Linked DNA regions of Homo sapiens: region 1 is linked to region 2. The links are chromatin loops, found by intact Hi-C in ENCODE. Cell type or tissue: heart right ventricle. All regions are shown on one strand. Each heading gives the region's core, and the rest is flanking DNA. Links, peaks and the distances in the headings are about the cores only. Region 1 has its middle 210 kb from the start of ADAMTSL1. Region 2 overlaps SAXO1 (stabilizer of axonemal microtubules 1).

The links. Peaks named below come from ENCODE experiments on the same cell type or tissue, not always from the same donor. Only the 100,000 strongest peaks of a DNase experiment are listed, where the experiment ranks them.
Region 1: a loop joins it to region 2, with 3 times the contacts of the local background. A loop is called at or near these places in 94 of 110 quality-filtered maps.

What each region holds. Positions count from the first base shown.
Region 1 is chr9:18,256,070-18,267,650 of GRCh38, reverse strand. It overlaps a transcript of ADAMTSL1 not described here. Among named protein-coding and RNA genes, the nearest start is that of ADAMTSL1, 210 kb to the left of the region's middle. In heart right ventricle, for the core only: no CTCF peak of the experiment used is centred there; no DNase peak of the experiment used is centred there; H3K27ac peaks cover 1,748 bases.
Region 2 is chr9:19,006,784-19,018,364 of GRCh38, reverse strand. The region is part of intron 1 of SAXO1 (stabilizer of axonemal microtubules 1); the gene reads left to right. Among named protein-coding and RNA genes, the nearest start is that of SAXO1, 21 kb to the left of the region's middle. In heart right ventricle, for the core only: a CTCF peak has its summit at 4,987 (motif pointing right); no DNase peak of the experiment used is centred there.

The DNA of each region.
Region 1 (11,581 bases), core at 3,237-8,236, 750 kb after region 2:
TACAATTAGAACACTTATCAATAGAATTCTGTCTATTCTTTCTTCAGTTTTCGTAGAGTGCTTTCCTCTTAACTAAGTAAGAACTCCTGCAGCCCTGAATACAATGACAGGTTCATTTCTGTAAGCCATGCGCTGAAGCATGGTAATGCACAAATTTTACATTTCCTGCCATTTGTCCTCTCTTCTGGTGGCAAGAAAAATGTGTTTCTGATAAGTTTCTGTGTATGAACTAATCTGAATTCAATCTGGCCACATGCAAGAGTCAGGTCCTGTGTTTACCAGCTCTCTCACCTGTAAGAACTATAAAAGATAAAAGCTCAAAATGCTACCCTTTAAATACCATCTGGAACTGAGCTTGGCTGATACTCATACTATGAAGTAAGAAATCGTTGCATGACTGACTATATTGCCTCTGAAAAATAGTCCCCAAATGACACTGCAACTAACTTGGCTTTGGGAGTCCGGACATGATTCAAAATAGCTCCAGTTCACTTCAGAGAACAGCAACATAAAGTGATGTTTGTAAGATCCTGTACAATAGGCCTGCTAAATGCCACTGCAATTCTTTTTGCAAAGCACAGAGAAGTCAGATCAAATGAAGTAGTGGCAAGATGTTGTGGAACATCTTGCTCATGTGCAATCTCCCCTGCACCTGAGCAAACTCATTCCTGCTGTGTACGTCGTCTTCAGGTGAGAAACTGAAGAGGTTAGAAACAATGCAATTCCAACAGGAAGGACTCGAGAAGTTATTGCAAGAAGCCTGGACCTGGAATATGATTGTAATTTGGCAAGCTGAAACCTAATCAACTCTTTTTTCATCTGTCTGGAGAAAGATTTATTAAAAGAAAAAAGGAACCGTCAATGTGAGAAATGAAAAAATTCCAAAGAGTCAGAAGCTGGCCATGTTTACTGAGTCTTGTCCAATGGGGTTAATCGATAGGGCCCCTGAAGTGAGACCATCACCATGATGAGGACCATGGAACCACGCCATCCTTCCGGAGGGTGACTCTTTAGAAACACTTGAATTTGTTCTGGCTTTATATTTCTGAAAACTCAACAAACAAATAGAACTTTTGATTCAAGTTTTAGCTTTCCCAGAGCTCATCGACAGGAAGAAAGAGCCTGACCCTCACTCAATAGTTCCTAAGACACCAGAAGCTCATGAAGTATCATTTTTGATTATGAATAGATATCCACAGTCATATCTGTTGCTGTCTACTCAAATCAGTTTGGTTTGTGAGGCTCATTCAGTTCTCTTGGCCGACTGACTCAGGATTACCCAACACAGTTGAATTTTTGGATGGAGGACCAGGCTCTGGTCTGCTGTGACTTCAGGAGGTGATAGTCTCCTAGATGTGACCCATGCCCTTGCTAAGGCATTCTTCCCACCAAACCACAGTTCACCTAGGTGAAAAAGTTACACCAGCAAAGAAATACAAATGAGAAAATAAGCTTTACTAGGCAGAAGGCAAGACAATGAGAAGTGTATAATTGGAGCAGCAGTGGCGCCTGCTGTCTTTGTAAATTGCACTTCTGGGATATCAGTGCCTAATAATGATAATGCTATAAGCCAGAGTGGTCTTTATAAATTTAAATTTTAAAAAGTTCTTAAATTATTTTTACTTTAAATTTTAATTATTTTTTATTTTAAATTAAAGTTATTCCATGTTAATGTCACAAATATCACTCAAAAAATAGTAAATGTCCCTGTTGGCAGGAGCCAGGTCTAACTTTCACAATATTGGTTTTCATTCTAGGTGATATTTATGATTTAGGTAACATCATTGATCCTGTGCCATTCTGAAAACTTATAATACATTGCAGTTTAACCTCCCTTTTCCATAATTTCATTTTCCTAAACATTTAGCTGTCTTCCTTTCTTTTAGAACTGTATACCATGTGTAATGATTCTATTTAAGATTATTTTAAAAGACATTTTTGGCAAAAATTTCTCAATGCTTATATGAGTACAATAGTTAGCATATTCTTTTAAAAAATAAATAGCAAAAAGAAATCTTATTTTAGCAGGCACTGTTAAATGAACATTTTGTGCTCAGGGTATATACCTTTATGTTAAAGATTTTACCATAGCTTATTCATTCAGTCATTCAATAAATAGTTACTGAGACTCTATTGGTGCTAGGAACCAAAACAGACAAAAATCCCTGGCTTCATGTAGTGGGAGAAGGAGACAATAAAAGTCTCTTCTATTAAGTATAATAAATACCAGGCTAGTAATAAGTATTCAAGAGCAGAAATAAATCAGGAAGAGGAATAGATAGGAAGCACTGGCTATGGGTGGGGTGATGGGCCTCACCAAGAAGATGAGTCTGAAATAAAGACCTGAATTAACTGAGGAAGCAATACATGCAGAGCTCTGGCAGAAGAGTATCCGGGAAGAAGAGACAGAAAGAGAAACGACCCCAAGGTACAACAGGCCTGGCATATTTAAAGAGCAGAAGGAGGCCAGTATGTCTGGAGCTTAGGTCAGTGTTTCTCAAACTGAGTTCTTTGAGCTCTAGAATTTAAAGTGCCTTTTGTTAGCACTTTTACTAAAACATTATTAGAAAATACTATTCCTGTGGCTATGACTAACACCAGTGTAAACGTTCACCAAGTCCTTCCCATAGGCCAGGTACTGTGCTATGTGCTTTACTTTATTTAATCCTTCTAACAACTTTGTAAGACAATTTACTATTATTAAAACATACTATCATTATTTATGTATGTAACAGAGAAATGAAGGCTTGGCAAGGTAAAGTCACTTGCCCAAAGACATACAATGGGTGGTGAAGCCAGAACTTAAGTCTATGCAGTCTAAATCTGAGTCCAGAGCCTCCAACAAGAATTGATATCCTATACAAGAGACACAGAGATGTTTTAAAAATTTAGCTACTTCCATCATATCTATGGCAAACTCAATTTTGGTAGGTATGCTTTATAATCACCAGGAATAACCTGTAATAAACATTAAGTCCTTAAATTGGAAGTGGAAATTCCCTGTGGCATCCAGAAGTTAAACTTTCTACTTCTTTACTGTCTAATCTCACTCCTGTCGGGGGCCTGTTTCATTCAGCTTCCTTGGGGTCCTTGTTAAGGGGACTCCTGAGGCAGTGCCTGTGGCTTTTGACTTCTTCCATATCCCATCTGTGGACATCACTCCCCAGCCCCTACAGGTTGTTATTCTGAATGGGACACTTCTTCAGAGGAGAGCTCTCCTACGTGGTATCAAGTTGCTTAGACACCGGGCAGGAGTCAGGGCTGGTATACAATCAGATGTTTTATAAGAATAATTCCGGATATAAGGTAGAATATACATTGGAAGTTAAGGATCGATTAAGAGAAATTTCAAGCTAGACATGGTGAGGTCCTAAAATATAGATGAGATAGCCAGAATCAAGAAAAAGAAACTATATTTGAAGGTATTTGAGGGACAAAATTATTAGGACTTTAATAATAATAAATAAATAACTGGATTGAGTAGGTCATTAAGAGGGAGGAATAGACAATGACCAAAAATTCTAGAGAATCTAGATGCTAGTAATGGAGACACAGCAGACAGGAGGACAACAGAATGTAGGAGGTAGCTAACTGATGAGTTCTCTTTTAAAGAGGTTGCATTTAATGCATAGATAGATTAATTTAATTAAAATGTCCAGGAACTGTCTTAGTCTGCTGAGGTTGCCCTAACAAAATGCCATACACTGAGTGACTTCCACAGCAGACATTTTTTTTGTCACAGTTCTGGAAGCTAAAAGTCCATGATCAAGGAGTCACCGATTCAATTTCTGCTGAGGGCTCTCTTCCTGGCTTGTTGGCGGCTACCATCCCCCTGTGTGTTCACGTGGCCTTCCCTTGGTGCATGTCCATAGAGCAACCAGCTTTCTCGAGTCTCTTTCTATAAGGACACTCATCCTATCATGTCAGGACCCCACCCTTATGACTAATTTAACCTTAATTACTCCCTTAGGGGGTCCATCTCCAAATACAGCCCCACTGGGGATTAGGACTTCAACATATGAATTGGGGTAGGGGACAGAAACTTTCAGTCCACAATAGTAGCTAAAAATTTGGCTTCGGAATTTGCGGTCAGGCTGGAATGTGGGGATGTCAACATATAAATGAGAGCTGAACTGACTGCGTTGATGGGATCACCAAAGAAGACTGTAGAGGGAGAAGTGCTGAGAGTTCTACAACACCAGGTGACGCCAACATTGAAGAGGCACACGGAGGAAGCAACAGGAGCCAGGGAATTAGATTAAAGGGGGAAAGCCCGAAAAATAGAAAGGTAAAGAAAAGATCAGGAAAGGGAGATATTAGAAAATTCTAGGAGACGATGACTGGAGTTTCAATAATGTTAGATCTCCTCCACTGAAGAGTATGTGCACTGAGAAGTAGCCATTAAATCTGGCACTAAATACATCATTGCTCCCCTGTGTCCCCTTCAGTCCAAAATGTGCTATCATGTGGTTATGGTTTCTTTACTGAATGGTCATTTTCTGGGCTTCTCATGTGCCAACCATTGTGCTAGGGCCTGTGATGAAAAAGATAAATAACATATGCCTTCTAAGATCCTCCTAGTGAAACAATCACTTTACTGATGTCAGCAAACTCTGGGCTATACATCCTGTGCATATTAGCTCAGTACTTGTACCCAGTTTTCATTGGTTTAATTATCTTGGCACAGACTAACTCATCAATCAGATGTTTATGTTACTTATATTTCACTTACTAGTTCCAAGTTTTGCTCTCAACTAGTTCAAATGATGTGTTCTTTCAGTGTGGATCCTGGTGCAACCAGATCAAAAGTACTTTCTCTGTTGTCATTTGAACATTCCATATAGTCTCTTGCTCTCCTACTTGCAGAAACCAATCAGAATCAGTTTATCTTTTGAGCACACATACCCCGATGAACTTTTCTGGAATTCCCTTGGTCTTTTCCTATTTGAAATATTTTTGGAGGATTTTTTATTTGTGATCAACATACTGCTCTTGTAGGTGCCAAATGAGAATCTCTGAATTATACCAAACCATCCCATTTTTCCCTGGGTTTTTCCATTCTCTACTAACTCCTGCAAGAAGCTCCCATATTTCATCATATAAATTGTCACCCTCAAGAATAGAAGAAGCTCAGTGGTACTCTATCCCCTGAAGAATGTCTCTTATACGATATGCTTTCTTTGGCCAACAGTGTATACATTTTTAAAAATTAGTTATTCACATTTAAAAATAATATGTTTATGTAAAAATCTGGATTTTCACGTTCTCTTGAAAGATCAGATGATCTGACCACACTGGGCCTCCATTCCTTCTGGACATGCATTGGTTGAAGCTGTGGGCACTGCATCCTTTATAAGGGCCTTGGGTGTTCTATTTTGCCACAGTCTCCACCACCCCCTAATATATGATCCTTAGCTCCTGTATACTCCACCAGTCATTACTCTCATTTAGTTACTTACCAGGCTCTGAAAATATTTAAATTTGTGACCCTCACTCTGGTAAGATTTATCTAAAATGAAGTCGTAGGGTTTGCCTGGCTATATCTATCAAATTAGTCAAACACATTATATATATATCTAACACATTAGTCAAATTCTCATTTTATACAAGTCCCGGCATGTCTAGTTACCATACATATTGTAATTGCATGTTTTAAGTCAGATGGGAAATTCACATATTTTTGCAGAGGATGAATTACATAGGTTTTATGGTAGAGACTCATCAGCCCATGTTTCTTTCATGTAGCCTTCATATTTACCAATTTAGAAACTGTTTTGTCACCCCACAAAGAATATTTTTCCATACTGTGAATTCCGTTTTTGATTTTATTTAGGGTGCTTCCAGAAAACACATATGATATGCGTGCCACCTACAATAGTTCTCTTCTTGCTTTTAGTAAATACAAGGTCTGTTAGCACCCCTGCAGTGTAAGCCCACAGCAGCTACACTGTGGGACAACAGCTATTCAAGGAATGGCTACGTATTGATAAATGACAGACTTTGGTCTATAGCACTGTTAATCCAGCACCTTTAACTGTCAAAGGTTGGAATATTTTCCTCTAAAGTCTCCCCAGAACCAAATATTTACTTGAAAAACATATGTGCAGAATTCTAGAGTAAATAGAGACAGAGCAATGTGTCCATGGGTGAAAAGTCTGAGGCTTAGAATTCACATGTTGTGTTCCTAGATGTATCTCGAGCTTCCTGAGGGATTTCAGGAAAATCACTTTACTTGCCTAATGCAGCTGTCAGATGGAAATGTTATTATTTATCTGTGTTAGATTGCACAACCATGCTTTATCTTTACACAGCCTCAGATGCTGTGCAAACGGATCCCTGTGATATTCTAAGGGCCTTAAAATGTGTCAAGCAAAATGAAGCACAAAAGGCCTCTCTCAAGCAACCACAAGTCTATTTTCCCAAAGAAATACAAGATCAGGGATGATATCTGTCCTGTGGCCACAGAAATGGGCTTCACCCTACTCCTGTGTTGCTGGACAGACTGCCACTCTCTATCACTTTCCGTTCTAGTCAAACAGCAGGTCTCTCTATCTTCCCCCACCCCCCGCCCCACACTTTCCCCCATTTAATAGGAAACACATTCTCTTTCTGTAGGACACACAAAAAAAAAAAAAAAAGAAAAAGGAAAAAAAGAGGAGATTTAAGTAGAACAGCAGAATCTCTACTTACATACAACTTGCTAAATATATAGAGCTGAACATAGCCAGAGCCGAGAGAAAGGAAAAAAAGAAGAGTGTTTTAACAGTAAAGTAAAACCACAACTAATGACTTCAGGAGACGGGAGCTAGGTGGACAAGCAAAGCATTACAGTTTTAAATATATGGGATTTGGCTTCACCTCCCCCGTAAGTGGCCTGGCACCAATTCAAATAGGCTGGTCTGGCACACTAGTGCCTCGGAGAGGGACCACACTGGCAGATGGAAACGACCACAAAAGCCACAGAGAAAGTGCAGGCTTCCAGAGGCAACAAGTAGGCAACCAGATTGGCAGCAGAAACAATGCCAAGGCCCCTGCATTAGCAGGGAGGGCCAGCCTCACCAGCTGGATTTTCTTTCTCCTCAGGTTGGGATGGCCAATGGTGAGCCTGACTGGTGGGAGGATGGGCAGGCACCGTGGAGGATCCTAGGCCCAGGTAGCCCAACAATGGACAACAAGGTAGGATTGGAGAGAGCCTTCTCCCTGCTGGGTGCCATATTGCTGAAAGCCGAGACAGTCATGTTTGCGGAATATTTCTGTGTACTAAAAAGAAGGCAATAATCTTTATGGGCTTCTAGCTCTGGAAAATATTTTGCTGTACAAACAGTTGTTTTTCATGCCATTGAAGACTGCCAAATGATTTGGTACTGGAAGCATGCTTGCTCTGAGCTGTGTGAAAGTAAGGATTCTAGTTCAGTGGGTAGAAGACTCAGCAGGGGGCTTTAATTGGCCAGTCCCCATTTTTACCATCCATGGTGGTATCTACGCAATGCCAACATTGCTAGCTGGAAAGCTGAAATGGAATTAAAGCTTTCCCAAGGATAAACAATACATAATAGTGTGAAGATTTGCCCTGAGCTGGCTGATGCCTTTGACGGTTTAAATGCCAGCCTCAGTTTTCTCAATGTTAAAATAAGATAAAAACTAATTTCCAAGTCTTCCAGAGGGGTAGTATCAGCAAATTATTTCCAACTCCTTGAATGAGTTAAAAATGGTAAGTAGTTACAAAGAAAGATCATGATCTCACAGTGACTAGGAAACAACCATAATTGTGAACTTTATATAATTGTTCTTTCCCTTTTTATTTTTTTAACTAAGAAAACCAGCATGAATAGGAATAAAAATAACACAATGGCACCATTTCCTATTACTCTAAGCACGTCACCTATTACCTTATTTCATCTTACAAGCGCATTAGGCGTTATTAGACCCCAGTTCCCAAGAAAACTTGAGTTTGGCACATTTAGGAAACTTTCAGAAAAGTCAAAGTGATGGAAACCTAACAAGTCAAAGGAGGTGTGATGGGGGGAGAGGGGAGCAGAAAGAGGAGGGCTGTGTCCCCTGGGAGCCTTGTAAGCTGTACTACCTGAGCACATTAAGCTTGTGATGCTACATAAGGATATATGTATTTTTTTTTTTTTTTTGAGACAGAGTTATTCTGTCATACAGGCTGGAGTGTGGTGGCAGGATATTAGCTTACTGCAACCTCTGCCTCCCGGGCTCACCTCAGCCTCCTGAGTAGCTGGGACTACAGGCATGTGCCACCATGCCTGGCTAATTTTTTGTACTTTTTGTAGAGACGGGTTTCACCGTGTCGCCCAGGCTGGTCTTAAACTCCTGGGTTCAAGTGGTCCGCTCACCTCAGCTTCCCAAAGCGTAGATGAGGAATTTAACTAAGATGGGTAGTAGGTGGTTGGCTATATGGGCCTTTCATTCCTAAAGTTTGGGCTGGAAGCTATGACTTTGGTAAGCACATGGATGGTGTTTTAAGCCCACATGAGCATAAGAAATTGCCTAGGAAATGAATGTAGAGAGAAGGAAAGAGGATATAATATGGAGCCAGGAGAAATATGCAGGAAACAGAAGCCAACAGTGAAGACTCAGAGTCAAAGAAAAGTCACTTAACTGGAAGCCAATGGCAGAGACTATGTCAAGAAGGGAGTCGTCAAGTGCGTTGAATGATCGTGGCAATTCTGGTAAGGACTGAGGAATGTTCACTGGACTTGGTAAGATGAAGGTCATTGCTGACCTACGCAGAAGCAATTTCATTCAATAATCAGGAGAGAAGCCAAAGTATAATAAAGACTGAATAAAATTAAGGATGTGTAGACAGTAAGTGAAGATGCGTGGTTATGACAAGGAGAAAGATGAGAGACAACCTGGTGTGTGAGGGACCAGGCAGAATTTGCAGGCTTTGTTGGTTCATTTGAGAGAGCAATGTAAGCACACAGAAGCGCTACTGGAAGACTCCAGGAGCCAGGGAAAGATCGATGATGCGGGCGGGGATCCTGGTGCCATGAGGGTCCTGGAGAAGGCACTGGCGGTGGGTGTGGAGATCCAGGCCACACAGGAATGTGATTGTCTCTGCTAGGTGAGACCTCTCCCTTTGGAACAGAATGGCAAGAGGCAAGGATGGCAGATTAAGGGAAGAAGAGAGAATGCAGAGAAAGCTGCAATTACAAGGAGGCCCTGGCAGGCTCTGAGGCTCTCCCTGCATTCCCCATCCTCCTTTCTCCTATGTGGCTTTCTGGCTCAGAACCCTCTTTCTCCCAATGTTCTGTCATCTCCAACTCTTTTTCTTTTATTTCAGATAATTCCTCGTTTACCTCATTTTGCATACTAGCATATCACCTTGCCTTTTCATTGATCTTTTTCTTGCGTACGCATCTTGTTTGAGAAAGGAACTCTGGTTGTTCTTTTATTACTGGTAAATACATACAACATAAAATTTGCCATTTTGCCTATTTTTAAGTGTACAATTTAGCAAAAAACCTGGTTTTTATTTTATTACTTGTAAATACACATAACATAAAATTTGCCATTTTACCTATTTTTAAGAGTACAACTTAGCAGCTTTACGTACGTTCATTCACATTGTTGTGCAGCTATCACCAAGATCTATTTCCAAAAACTTTTTCATCATCCCAAACAGAAATTCTGTACCCAGGAAACAATAACTCCTTTTTCCCTCCTTCCTTCTGCTCTGAAGATCTCAATTCTCGTTTCTGTCTCTATGAAGTTTCCTATTCTAGGTGCCTTCTATAATTGGAATCACATAGTATTTGTCCTTATTTTACCTAGCATATTTGTAAGATTCATTATAACTCTATCAGAATCATTTCTTTTTATGACCAAATAATATTTTATGTCTAGGCCTCATTTATCTACTCATCTGTTGTTTCCACCTTTTAGCTATTGTGAATAATGCACTATAAACATGGGTGTGTGCTTTCGGTTCTTTGGGGGTATATATCTAGAAAGAGAATATAGCTGGATGATAAAGTAATTCTGTGCTTAACTTTTTGAGAAGCTGCTCAACTGTTTTTCATAGGGGCTGTACTATTTTACACTCCCAACAGCAATGCACGAAGATTCCAATATCTCCATATCATCACCCACACATTTTATTTTCTGTTGTTGTTATTATTATTATTTTGGAATAATAACTATTGTAGTGTGAAGTGATATTTCATTGTTGTGTTATTGTACATTTTCCTAATAACTGGGGTGTTGAGCATCTTTTCATGCGCTTATTGAACATCTGTATATCTTTAGAGAAAATGTCTATTCAAGTCCATTGCAAATTTTTAATTGAGTTGGATTTTGTTTTGAATTCTCTGCCTTTCACATTATCTTTTTGGATCTCCTCCATTCTGTAGCAAGATACTCTTGATAAATTAGAAAATTACAAAATAACTTTTTGTTTTTAAAAAACATTTTTATGAAAAATTTCAAATATGAAAATTTAAAGAATTGTGTTGTGATGATCACCATACCTGACATCTAATTTTTGTAATTGATATTTTATTATATTTGACTTATTTCATACCTATCATCTATCCAACATTCTACCTGTACATCAATCAAGCTTATTTTTTGGATGAATTTAAGATAAGTTGAAGATATCAGGAAATTATTTTTAATGAACAAAAACCACTCTCATGGAATGTGTAAGCTTGAGGCAGGGGTACAGCTGTCTCTGGGACTTCTCTGGCAGATAAAGTACAAGCACAGAAGAGGGGTAAAAGTCAGTGGGGGTTTAAAACTCTTTTACTTTGAATATGGCTTAATGAAATTTCTTGGGAAAATGAATCAAAGAAAACATTCCCAAGGAACAGGCAGTGCTGACAGGGAGATGTCACTATCAGAGCACCCGGGCTGTATATTACGATGGTTGCTGGGCAACACCGCTGGCTCATCTGGTTCACATGTAAATAATGAATCCTGGGCTAGAAGCAAAACTTCCTGAGGCTAGTAGGTTCCAGAATTAGCTCTTAAGCCTCTCTGTCCCTCTCCTACTATAGCACTGGCTCCTTGGTCTTCCCCAATGGGCTGTTAACTCCTTTGATGTCAGAAACCATATTCTATTCATGTCTATGCCCATTTCTTTTTCAAAACATCATCTAACATCTAGGATAGTGTTTTAGACAGAGAAGGTTCACAATGACTTTTGCAAGCTCCATTAAGCATCTATATCCTCCAACCTCAGGGTTCATTGGACTGTACTTTGCATTCTTTCCTGTACCTACACCCTACCTTTGAGGAACTCCTGGAAACCCTGTCAGGAGTTCAAGGGTCTAAGTTGCCCTTTCTTATTGCAACCAACCTATTGCCTGCCTAGCGTCTTCCATCTTTGTCAAACTTCTCATGCTTAGACAAACGTCCCAGCCTGTACGATGCCCTTTGCCTTTGATCCAGCATGAATAAAACCCTCCTCAAGGTCATTTATGAGATTTCATGTCATGGAAGCTGAGTAAGAAGGGGACCTTCAATTTAAAGGTGCAGAATGTAGACTTGTAGACTATGCTCAGAGAAGCATTATGTCACATTTTAAGAAATGGAATCTCATGATAAGAGTGAGAGA
Region 2 (11,581 bases), core at 2,166-7,165:
ATTCTGACACTTACATGAATCAAGACTTCCTGTTTCTCTTCCACTGCTCTATCTAGAAATGAATTTTAAGAGGCTTTTCTTCCCCAAAAAGAATTTGAAGAATCATAAATAACTTTACATGATATAGTACAATAAAAAACAAAAACATGGAGAATGGTTCTGTGGTGGTGTTTTTGTTTGTTTGTTTTTTTTTTTTTGAGATGGGGTCTTGCTCTGTTGCCCCAGCTAGAGTGCAGTGGTGCAGTCATGACTCACAGCAACCTCAAACTCTCAGACTCAAGTGATCCTCCCACCTCAGCCTCCCAGGTAGCTGAGACTACAGGTGTGTACAACCACACCCGACTAATTTTTGTATTTTTTGTAGAGATGAGATTTTGCCATGTTGCCCAGGGTCATCGTCACCTCCTAGGCTCAAGTGATCTTCCTGCCTTGGCCTCCCAAATTGTTGGGATTACAAGCGTGAGCCACTGTGCACAGCCAGTTCCATGTTTTCTATGCCAGTAGTTCACTTGTGTGCATGCCTGAAATCATCACATGTGGATTTAAGGTTTTTGTTTTGGTGTTCTTAGCTTCTTAGGCATTTAATCCTTGCATTAGAAGGTGTAGGAGATAGGCATGGATATTTTTAAATGATGGACCAGGGAAAGCTCCTGGAATGGTTATATTATTCAGGATTCTTGGTTGAAGTAACTAAAATGGACACTGGTTTGTTTAAGCAAAAGGCTGTGGGGCAGTTTGCAGAAGTGTGGAGAGGCAAGGTTGGAATATGGACAGGTATAGGAGAGGCCAGAAGGCCAGAGCCACAGCCCAAATCACTCTGCAGAGACTGGTGAGCCAGCCGCTAAGGCCTGCTCTGGTGCAGCATGCTGTAGCTGCAACAACTGTCACTGGCCATGCTCTGGTGCTGCCAGTGTCCCTGTCTGTAGAATGAATTCTTCACTGTCACCCCAGTTTTTTAAAAAAATATTTTTTCATCTTTTATTTTAGATTCTGTGGGTATGTGTACAGGTTTGTTATGAAGGTATATTGTGTGATGCTGAGGTTTGGGGTGTGGTTGAACCTGTCATTCAGGAAGTTAGCAGAGTACCCAATAGGTAGGTTTTCAATTCTTGTCCCTCCCCTTGTATTCTCCAGTGTCACTCCAGATTTTTTGGCATCAATTGATCTTTTTTTTTCTTTTTCTTTCTCTCTTCTTTCTGCCTTTGCCCTTTGCCTTTGCCTTGCAACAAGTTCTCACTATGTTGTCCAGGCTGGTCTCAAACTCCTGGGCTCAAGCAATCTGCCCACCTCTGCCTCCCAAAGTGCTAGGAGTACAGGCATGAGCCACCATGCCAGGCCCAATTGGTCTGCATTGAAGTTGCAGAGGGGAGCTTCTGATTGACCAGGCCTTGGTCACATGCTCAGGCCTCACAGAGGAAGGTGGGTGGTTGTCAGGGGCGTCTCACTTTTTGGTTTCTGTAGTGGCGGGTGGGCACTGCCTTCCACAAGATGAATATGGTGGGAATTCATCAAACGAAAGGTATCTCAAAAAATGTTAGGTAGCTAAAAAAAAAAAAAAAAAAAAAAGTCAGATGTTAGATAGTTAAAAGAAAATGGCTAGCGAAAAATAATAACTTTTGTTTACATTTCTGTATTCATTTATGAAAAGGCTCAACTTAGGTTAGAGCAGGGTTTCTAATCTGTGGCACCAATGGACATTTTTTGTTGTGGGGCCTGTCCTGTGCATTGTAGGGTGTTTAGCAGTATCCTTGACCACTACCCACTGGATGCCAGTGGCACCTACCCCACTTTTGACAATCAAAAATGTGTCTGCACATTGCCACATGTTTCCTTGGGGGCAAAATTGCCCCCACCTGAGAATCACTGGGCTAGAGGCATTCTCAAGCCATGGGTTATGCTTTTATTTATTTATTTACATATTTATTTTTTGAGAAGGAGTCTTGCTCTGTCGCCCATGCTGGAGTGCAGTAGCGCAATCTCGGCTCACTACAACCTCCGCCACCTGGGTTCAAGCGATTCTTCTGCCTCAGCCTCCTGAGTAGCCGGGACTACAGGCGTGCACCACCATGCCCAGCTAATTTTTGTACTTTTAGTAGAGACAGGGTTTCACCATGTTCGTCAGGCCGGTCTCGAACTCCCGACCTCAGTGGATCCACCCGCCTCGGCCTCCCAAAGTGCTGGGATTACAGGCATGAGCCACCATGCCTGGCCGGGTTATGCTTTTATAGCCTTGCATTAATGGCTTTATCACAGGAATGGATCTTATATTATTGTCCTTGGAGAGGGACAAAGCTTTTCTCATGATGGTGCCCTTCCCCTGCATGTGAATGTCTGAATCTTCAGTATTCTCAGCCTTCAGTGTACCTGAGAATCAACTGGAGAGCTGTTTGAAGGATGCCAATTTCTGGGCCCTACTTCATACACTTTAATTCTGTGGGTCTGAGGCTCAGGAATCTGCAAGTTTTAACAACTTTGGTGATTCAGATGCAGGTGGGTGATGGACTACACTTTAAAAAACACATGGTTACTTCATTGAGTGTCAACCTCAAAAACACAAAGGTGTGTTTTTTCAAAAAGAAGAGATATGTCTGGGTGCCATGGCTCATATCTGTAATCCCAGCAACTTGGGAGGCTGAGGCAGAAGGATCGTTTGAGGCCAGGAATTTCAGACTAGCCTGGGCCACATAGTGATACTCAGTCTCTTAAAAAAAAAAAAAAAAAGGGCCAGGCGTGATGGCTCATGCCTGTAATCCCAGCACTTTGGGAGGCAGAAGTGGGTGATCACTCGAGGTTAGGAGTTTGAGACCAGCTTGGCCAACGTGGTGAAACTCCATCTCTACTAAATATACAAAAATTAGCCGGGCGTGGTGGTACACACACATAATCCCAGCTACTTGGGAAGTGGAGGCATGAGAATCACTTGAATCCGGGAGGCGGAGCTTGCAGTAAGCCAAGATCACGCCACTGCACTCCAGCCTGGGTGACAGGATGAGACTCTGTCTCAAAAACAAAAAATAACAAAACAAAAATAATTAGCCAGACATGGTGGTGCACACTTGTAGTCCCAATTACTTGGGAGGCTGTGGCATGAGGATTGCTGGAGCCCAGGAGCTTGAGGCTGCGGTAAGCCATGATCATGCCATTGTACTCCGGGCTGGTTGACATAGGAAGGGATACAATTTTAAGACTTGCAAATCTTTTTAGTTATTGATTAAAAAGAAGCAAGGTAAAGATGCTGTCTGTCCTTAGGCTTTTTTGGAAGGGGTTGTGTGGAAGCAGCTTTGACACGTGACACCAGCACTTAACGCCCTTCATCATCATCAGCAGAAGTACTCTCTCTCGTTTTTTAGCTCTGATTTGCCTTACATCTTTCTCAGGAAAGGATCGTTTACTCTCCACCCCCTTAAGTATTAGAGAAAACTCAAGGGGAGGTTTTTATGTTTTCACGATCTCTGAGGTCTCTTCACTGGTCTTGTTTATTGGTCTTGACTTCCTAACCCCGGCAGGAAGAGGGAACACTGACCCTCAGCAGCACTGGCTTTATTTTTCATGTAGAGCCTCTATGGTTGGATGTTGTCCAACATTCAGTTGTTCCCCAGGAACGGAGGAGACAACAGGTAGGTAATACCTGTGACAAAGCTGTGGACCTCCTGAGCCTCTAAGCCCCTCTCAGAGGAAGTCTTAAATCTATGAAAGAAGATCCTATCCACTGACAAAGCATCTTGTAGTTTCAAAGTATGTTTGGTGGCTTCTTTGAGCTACTTGGTTCTATTTTCACTCCTCTATCTGGGGCTAGTCAGTGATATTTCCGATAGCAATTTTTCTAAAACTCCTATCAGGCAATTTTGCCAATTTTTTTTTAAATTTTTAAAATTTAATTAATTAACTTTTTTTTTTTTTTTTTGAGACACAGTTTCGCTCTGTTGCCCAGGCTGGAGTGCAGTGGCGTGATCTCAGCTAACTGCAACCTTGCCCCCCAGGTTCAAGGGATTCTTGTGCCTCAGCCTGCCGAGTAGCTGGGATTACAGGTGCCCACCCCCACGCCCAGCTAAGTTTTTGTATTTTCAGTAGAGATAGGGTTTCTCCACGTTGGCCAGGCTGGTCTTGCACTCCTGGCCTCAAGTGATCTGCCCACCTCAGCCTCCCAAAGTGCTGCGATTACAGGTGTGAGCCACCGTACCCGGTGATTTTTGCCAATTTAAAGCCTTTGATAGTTCTCCATTGATTACAGAACAAATTCTACCCTTAATCAAGCCCCTACTCTACCTTTCCAGCCATTCCTCCTCATGCTGCCTGTGTTCCAGGCTCACCAAACTATCCTGAGGACGTTTAACTCTCTGTATACTAACTTTATTCATACGTTGTTATTAACTATACTGACAACCTGTATTTCAGACTCACCAGACTCTGTTACAGACTAACATGCCCAGCTCACGAACTGGGTGCCTGCTAAATATTTTTTCTAAAAAGTGCATATTGGCTGCTAACATGTAAAATCTCATGAGTTTTAAATATCTGGGCTGGGCGTGGCGCCTCACACCTGTAATCCTAACACTTTGGGAGGCCGAGGCGGGTGGATCACCTGAGGTCAGGAGTTCAAGACCAGCCTGGCCAACATGGTGAAAACCCGTTTCCACTAAAAATACAAAAATTAGCCAGGCATGGTGATGCACGCCTGTAATTCCAGCTACTTGGGAAGCTGAGGCAGGAGAATCACTTGAACCCGGGAGGCAGAGGTTGCAGTGAGCGGAGATTGTACCACTGCATTCCAGCCTGGGTGACAGAGCCAGACTCTGTCTCAAAAAAAAAAAAAAAAAAAAAAAATCCGTACTTTTAGTTTCTTCTGAAATACCAAAAGACGTGACAGTATTGTGACTGCATTCCTAAATGGTAATGGTCAGCTCTTGCCCTGAGACAGGATGTGTTCTATCTATAGCCATCATGGAAAAAGGTAAGGGGAAATACTGTGAAACTTTCCCCTCCTATTTCCCACAAGAGGGCAATCTAATCTCTAAGAAAGTAAAAGGGACTGGCGTTGCAAAATCTGCTATTATAGCCTGGCTTTGTTACCCCCGCAGTGGTGAAGATCTTTAGGCACCCACCTGCATTTCGTGTGCTGAATTGCCATGCCTTATGCCTTATGCCTTGTGCTGTTATTTAGTCTTTCATCGCTTCTCGGCCTTTTGGCTAAGATCAAGTGTATTTAGTCTTTCACAAATTCCTTTTTTTTTTGGTGTGGTTCCCCTCCAGGATCTATCTGGAAGGCCAGTTTGATGAAAAGGCATGCAAGAGGTGCCTGTGTGTAGCTTCTGGAGCCACCTTCAGCCTAGGTGGAGGTTGTGAAAGGTTGGCAGAGGCCTGATGAGGCAGGGTTGTTTCTAGAGAAAAGCGTGACCTATAGAAACAACCTCACAGCCTAGCATTACTTGATGGTGCTTTTTGTTGGTGCAGAATCTTGATTTCTGTCAGCACCCTGAGAGAGCAGCCCCCTGAGCTCCGCAGCGCCTCCCTTAATATTAACCTGGCTAATACAGACTGCTGTGTAAACTGAAATGCCAATTTATTTAGAATGAGACAGATCTACTGAGAGTGCCTAGAAACTCATTTTTGCTGGTCAGAGTATACTTTCTGTTTAGAAAAATTAAAAGTAAGCCAAAATATAATCACAGGTTGCTTGTCTGAGTTCTAAGCAAGGGGACTGCTGCCATTTGCACGTTCTGATGTATCCTTCTGAGATTAGGGACTGGGTGGGTTGAGCCCCTCTGCCAGGCCTCCTTATCCAGACAGTGCTTGTAGGTACCTTGCTAGAGTTGCCCATCTAACTCTGTGCCCACCGTCCCCCATATGGTTCGTGCCACATTGACATATCTTTAGATATACCAACACCACAAAGTTGATTACATTCACATGTAGCATTTTTCACTCTAGGTCCTATTTACAGTTGTCTATTACAGATTATTTTAATAATTCAGACCTAAGGATTTGGGGAGGATTAGGGGTGAGGCGCCCTAGCGCCTCTAACTGTCCCTAAAGAGATTGCAGAGGTTTCAGAAAGTAAAACTAGCTCTTAACCCCCAGATGGTAAGTGGTATAGATGAGAGAAAAAGGCTCTAAATCTTATTTTCTCTAGTTTTTCTTCTCTTTATTTGCCTTTGGTCAAAAGAAAACAAACATCTATATGCCTCATCTTTTTTCCTCTCTCATTAAAAAAAATCTATCCTTGCCGGGCGTGGTGGCTCACGCCTGTAATTCCAGCACTTTGGGAGGCCAAGGTGGGCGGATCATGAGGTCAAGAGATCGAGACCATCCTGGCCAACATGGTGAAACCCCGTCTCTACTAAAAATACAAAAATTGGCCGGGCATGGTGACCTGCGCCTGTAGTCCCAGCTACTTGGGAGGCTGAGGCAGGAGAATTGCTTGAACCTGGGAGGCAGAGGTTGCAGTGACCTGAGATTGTGCCACTGCACTCTAGCCTGGCGACAGAATGAGACTCCATCTCAAAAAAAAAAAAAAATCTATGCTTAATAATGGTAAAATTGAAATGGTTTAGTAAGAATATGGAATTTGAGAAAGAAGAGGAGGGAGGAAGAAAGAGCTGAAGTGGTTCGTAATTGGCATACTTAGATTTTGTGTTATTTAAAAACTGGATTTGGTTGTTAAAACTGGTAATTTTTTCCATCAGTTTGGGTTGAATAACATAGCCATATTCCATTAGGTAAAACTAATACTGAGTCGGTGTATCTACCCATCTATCCAAATCCTAGTTTTGACCCTACTTTCCACCAATTTGCCGATAGGATGTTGACTTAGCCTTGGGCCCTACAATTTAGGGTTTAGCTCTGGGCACACAAGAAACTTGGATGCTTATGAAAACTTTGGGTAAGTTTTATTCATGTGCTCAATTTAGGGGACAATCTGCATGTGCATCGGGCGTGTCTCTTTCAGCCATGTTTTGTTTAAGTCATCTATGGCCTTGGGGTTCCCAGTGCAAGAGATGAAGCAGGGCATGAGTGTTTAGTGACACTGTGGGGTTGTGCCCATTCTTGCCTCCCTCGTTAGAAAGTGGCAATGGGCTCAAATGCCTCAGCAGGTAGTTTGATAGGATTTGGAGAAATGGGACAGTCAGAAAATGAGTTATTTGATACTGAAGTTCAGTCACGCATGTATTTAAAAGCCTTTTTAGTGCTCTGAACTTGGCTTAGGTTTAGGGTGCTATTAGGGTAAGTAGAATACTTAACTTTTACTTTTTTAGGGAATTTAAAATCTATGCAACTGAAACATCTACATAAAACAATTAGAAAGCAATGCAGGATACTGTAGTGTAGTGAAGAGGTTAGAGACTCTGGAGTTAGACAGATGTGAACTTTTAAAAACCTTTCTGGGCCTTAGTTCCCTGATGTGTAAAATGGGGATATTGAAGAGATTGTACCAGGTAATGTATGTCAAGCACTTAATGTACAGCCTGGCATATAGCTAAATGTTCAATATTTGGTGGTAATTATAGTAATTGGGTCTAATAAAAGGTTTCCTTTATGTGGTCCTATTGAGAAAGGAAAGGTTTCCCCTCCTCACTGCCCCTGGTAATCACATTGAAAGAAAATTTCCTAGAATACTGTTGTATACCTTCTTGATTTCTTTGATAAGCTTACCTGCCTGTAATTGTCTTTTTTAACCCGTTTTTAAAATAAGTTGCTTCTATTCTGGAGAGTCAGCTAGCCAAATAATATATTTCTATATAAACAAGTAAAGAGTACAGAAGGGCCTTTACCAGGACTAACAAGAAAGGGCTTTGGGACAACTTCACTGTTTCGGGTGGTCAGGATCTTTCTGCTCCTAACATTCTTGGCCAGGTTCTAAAAGACTATAGGGTTTCTTTTTTTTTTTTCCTAGAAATATGGAACCTGGTTACATGGGATATTTGTTTAGTAGGACCAGAGGTGTGTAAAGAAACAGCAAATAGCCCCTGGATTATCTTTTATTTCCCATCAGAAGGGAGCTTGATGGAAAGACTGATTCAGAAGCATGCAGGAAATGTGGGTTCCAGCCCTAAAAATGTGGCCATGACCATGTGCCAGGGCCACCCCTCTACTGCACGTGGCACTGGTTGCCTGAGGAGTTTTAGAACGTCCTGGGAAGGGTAAGGTGCAGATAAGTGAAAATAAACCTTACTAGGTTTCAACTTTTATATAAGGTGTTTTTGTTGTTGTTGTTGTTTTTTTTTAGATTAAAAATGTAGGCCAGGCAAAGTGGCTCACGCCTGAAATCCCAGCACTTTGGGAGGCCAAGGCTGGTGGATCCCTTGAGCCCAGAAGTTCGAGATCAGCCTGAGCAACATGGCGAAACCCTGTCTCTACAAAAAATACAAAAAAATTAGCCAGATGTGGTGGTATGCACCTGTAGTTCCTGGTACCTGGGAAGCTGAGGTGGAAAGATAGCTTGAGTCCAGGAGGCGGAGGTTGCAGTGAGCAGAGATGGTGCCACTGCACTTTAGCCTGGGTGACAGAGCAAGACCTTGTCTCAAAAAAAAAAAAAGAAAACCCCAAAACTTTAATGGACTTCACCTCTTTAGACGGTGAATATTCTTTTTGAGGTGATGGAAATTGCATGAGTAAAGGAAAATCTGACTGGCTTTGGTAATGAAAGAGTGTAAGCAGGTCAGGATTTCTCACAGCTGTTTTAGTAGGCAGAGTGCTTCCACTTGGGGAATAACACCACAAGAAATCTCAATTTTCCCTGATGCTTGTTCCATTTCATTCTGTGTACTCCTCTCTGCACAGATTTAAATACCAAATTGTTTCTATTACTTCACAGTTTCCACCTGGGGTCTCGGGAGTTTGCCCAGAGCCCAAAAAGCATCTGCAGCTTCCCCCTTTTTGCCACGTCTTATAACTTGGGGGCTTCTTTTTGAGCTGTTTATATCATCATGGCTATATCTCCGGGTATTCCTAGTTGAGTTTTTAGTTTCAACTGGAGCTGCAATCACAGAAGTGGCAGGACTCCCCATGCTTAAAAATTAACCTCAGCTTGGAAAATTTTCTGCTGTGATGGTTGGGGTGACTTAGTTTTGAAACTCCCTTTTTACCTTTCTTAGCTCTGCTGGGATTAAATTTTTTTTTTAAATTTGGCAGATTTGAAAAACAATGTGAAGATTTTTTTTTACTCTAAAAATACAGAAAATAGTTTTAGCCCAATCTTGTTTGCATAGTTTTTATTCCATGAACACAGGGGAGGAAAATTATAGGCAAGACAGATTTAATTCTGTCTGCTGTTGCTGTGTGGGGGTACTGATTAAAATAAATTATATTTGTTTATTTGAAAGCGAACTAGACATTTTTGGAAATAATAGTTTGCTGCATATATGAATGAATTTGGACTAAACTGACCCATCAATTAGCCAGATGATCAATTGCTTTCAATTTGGTGATTAATGAACTTCCGGTGCTGTGATCAGCTTTCCCCTCGCTGAGTTGCTAAGTTGCATGCATGCTGAAAAGGGCTCCCAGAGAACAGGTATGTTTGCCAGACACAGTTGCTCCTGGACCTGCCCTTGGAAAAAGTCCCCTGCAGTGGCTGGGGGTCCCCTCCTTCTCCTTTCTGATTTGTCCTGTTTCTTATCCAGTGTCGTCATAGTCGGGCTGAGTGGGGTTAGTATGACAGCACATGCACACACTTTAAGGAGACCTCACAGAAGTATTATAGAAGACTTTACAGCTGGCACAGTTATTTGGGGATTGTTTTGCTAAGGAAAAAGAGGAAGATAAATATTCGGGTAGGTATCTAGCATTTTCTGCCTCAATCACTCAACTCTTCAAATATGGCAAGCCTCTCTCCTCCCCTGTTCACCCTCAATTTCTTACCATGGGCTTCAAAATAGCTTTCTGCTCCTTCCAGAAATTGCCATTTTGATTTGTGAAAGTAAAGGTCAGTTCAATCTGAGAATGGCCCTATTGCTTGGATCTTTAAAAATAACAACTGAGTGGTTAGCTCAAAGGGAAGTTCAGTGGAATTTGACACTGCATTTCGTCCTTTACTGAGTTGATAATTTAGATCAGAAATCAGCAATCTTTTTCTATAAAGGACCAGGTAGGCTGGGCATGGTGGCTCAGGCCTGTAATCCCAGCACTTTGAGAGGCCAAAGTGGGCAGATCGCTTGAGCTTAGGAGTTCAAGATCACCAGCCTGGGCAACATGGTGAAACCCCCTCTCTACTAAAAATACAAAAATTAGCCAGGTGTGATGGCATGCACCTGTAGTCCCAGCTCCCAGCTACTTGGGAGGCTGAGGTGAGTGGATGGCTTAAGCCTGGGAGGTCAATGCTACAGTGAGCTGAGACGGTGCCACTGTACTCCAGACTGGGTGACAGAGACCCTGTCTCCAAAAAAAAAAAAAAAGACCTGGTAGTAAATGTTTGAGGACTTGCAGACTGTATCCCTTGTGTTGTGACTATTCAACTCTGTCTTTGTAGTACAAAAGTAGCCATAGACAATACATAAAAGAACAGGCATGCTGTGTTCCAATGAAACTTAATTTATTACCTTGAAATGGAAATTACATACAATTTTCACGTGTCGTGAAATATCCCTGTTAATTTTTCAACTATTTTAAAATGTAAAAATTATTCTTAGCTCATAAGCTGTAGAAAAACAGGTAGCAAGCTGTAGAAAAACAGGTAGCAAGCTGAATTTGGCTCTAAGGCCATAGTTTGTTGACTCCTGATTTTAGATGGTGATTGTAGAAATGAGTCCTAAGAAAAGAAAGTAATGTTTTGCTGTTCTAAACAGAAGTTGGTTACCTAGGGTAAAACTCTGGAATGGCACAGAGGGAAGGAGAATCTAAACTTCTAAAAGAAGGGAGTCAGACTTAGTTTTCAGGTCACAGATTCTAAAGTGTTTAAAGATATATTGCTAGATCCAAAAAGTCCGTATTTTAAAAAGTTGAACTTCTTTGTTTTTTTAAATGTGATAAAATATGTAACTTAAAATTTAACATTTTAACCAGTTTATTTTTTCATTTTTTTTTGAGATGGAGTTCTGCTCTTTGACCAGGCTGGAGTGCAGTGGCACGATCTCAGCTCACTGCAACCTCTGCCTCCCGGGTTCAAGCGATTTTCCTGCCTCAGCCTCCCGAGTAGCTGGGACTACAGGCGTGCACCAAAACGCCCAGTTAATTTTTGTATTTTTAGTAGAGATGGGGTTTCACCATGTTGGCCAGGATGGTCTCGATCTCTTGACCTCATGATCCACCCGCCTCGGCCTCCCAAAGTGCTGGGATTACAGGCATGAGCCACAGCACCTGGTCTATTTTTTTTATTTTTATTTTTGAGATGGAGTCTCACTGTGTTACCCAGGCTGGAGTGCAGTGGTGCAATCTCATCTCACTGCATCCTTTGCCTCCCGGGTTCACGTGATTGTCCTGCATCAGCCTCCCGAGTAACTGGGGTTACAGGTGCACATCACCACACCTGGCTAATTTTTGTATTTTTAGTAGAGACGGGGTTTCACCATTTGGCCAGGCTGGTCTTGAACGCTTGACCTCAAGTGATACTCCTGCCTCAGCCTCCCAGAGGGCTAGGATTATAGGC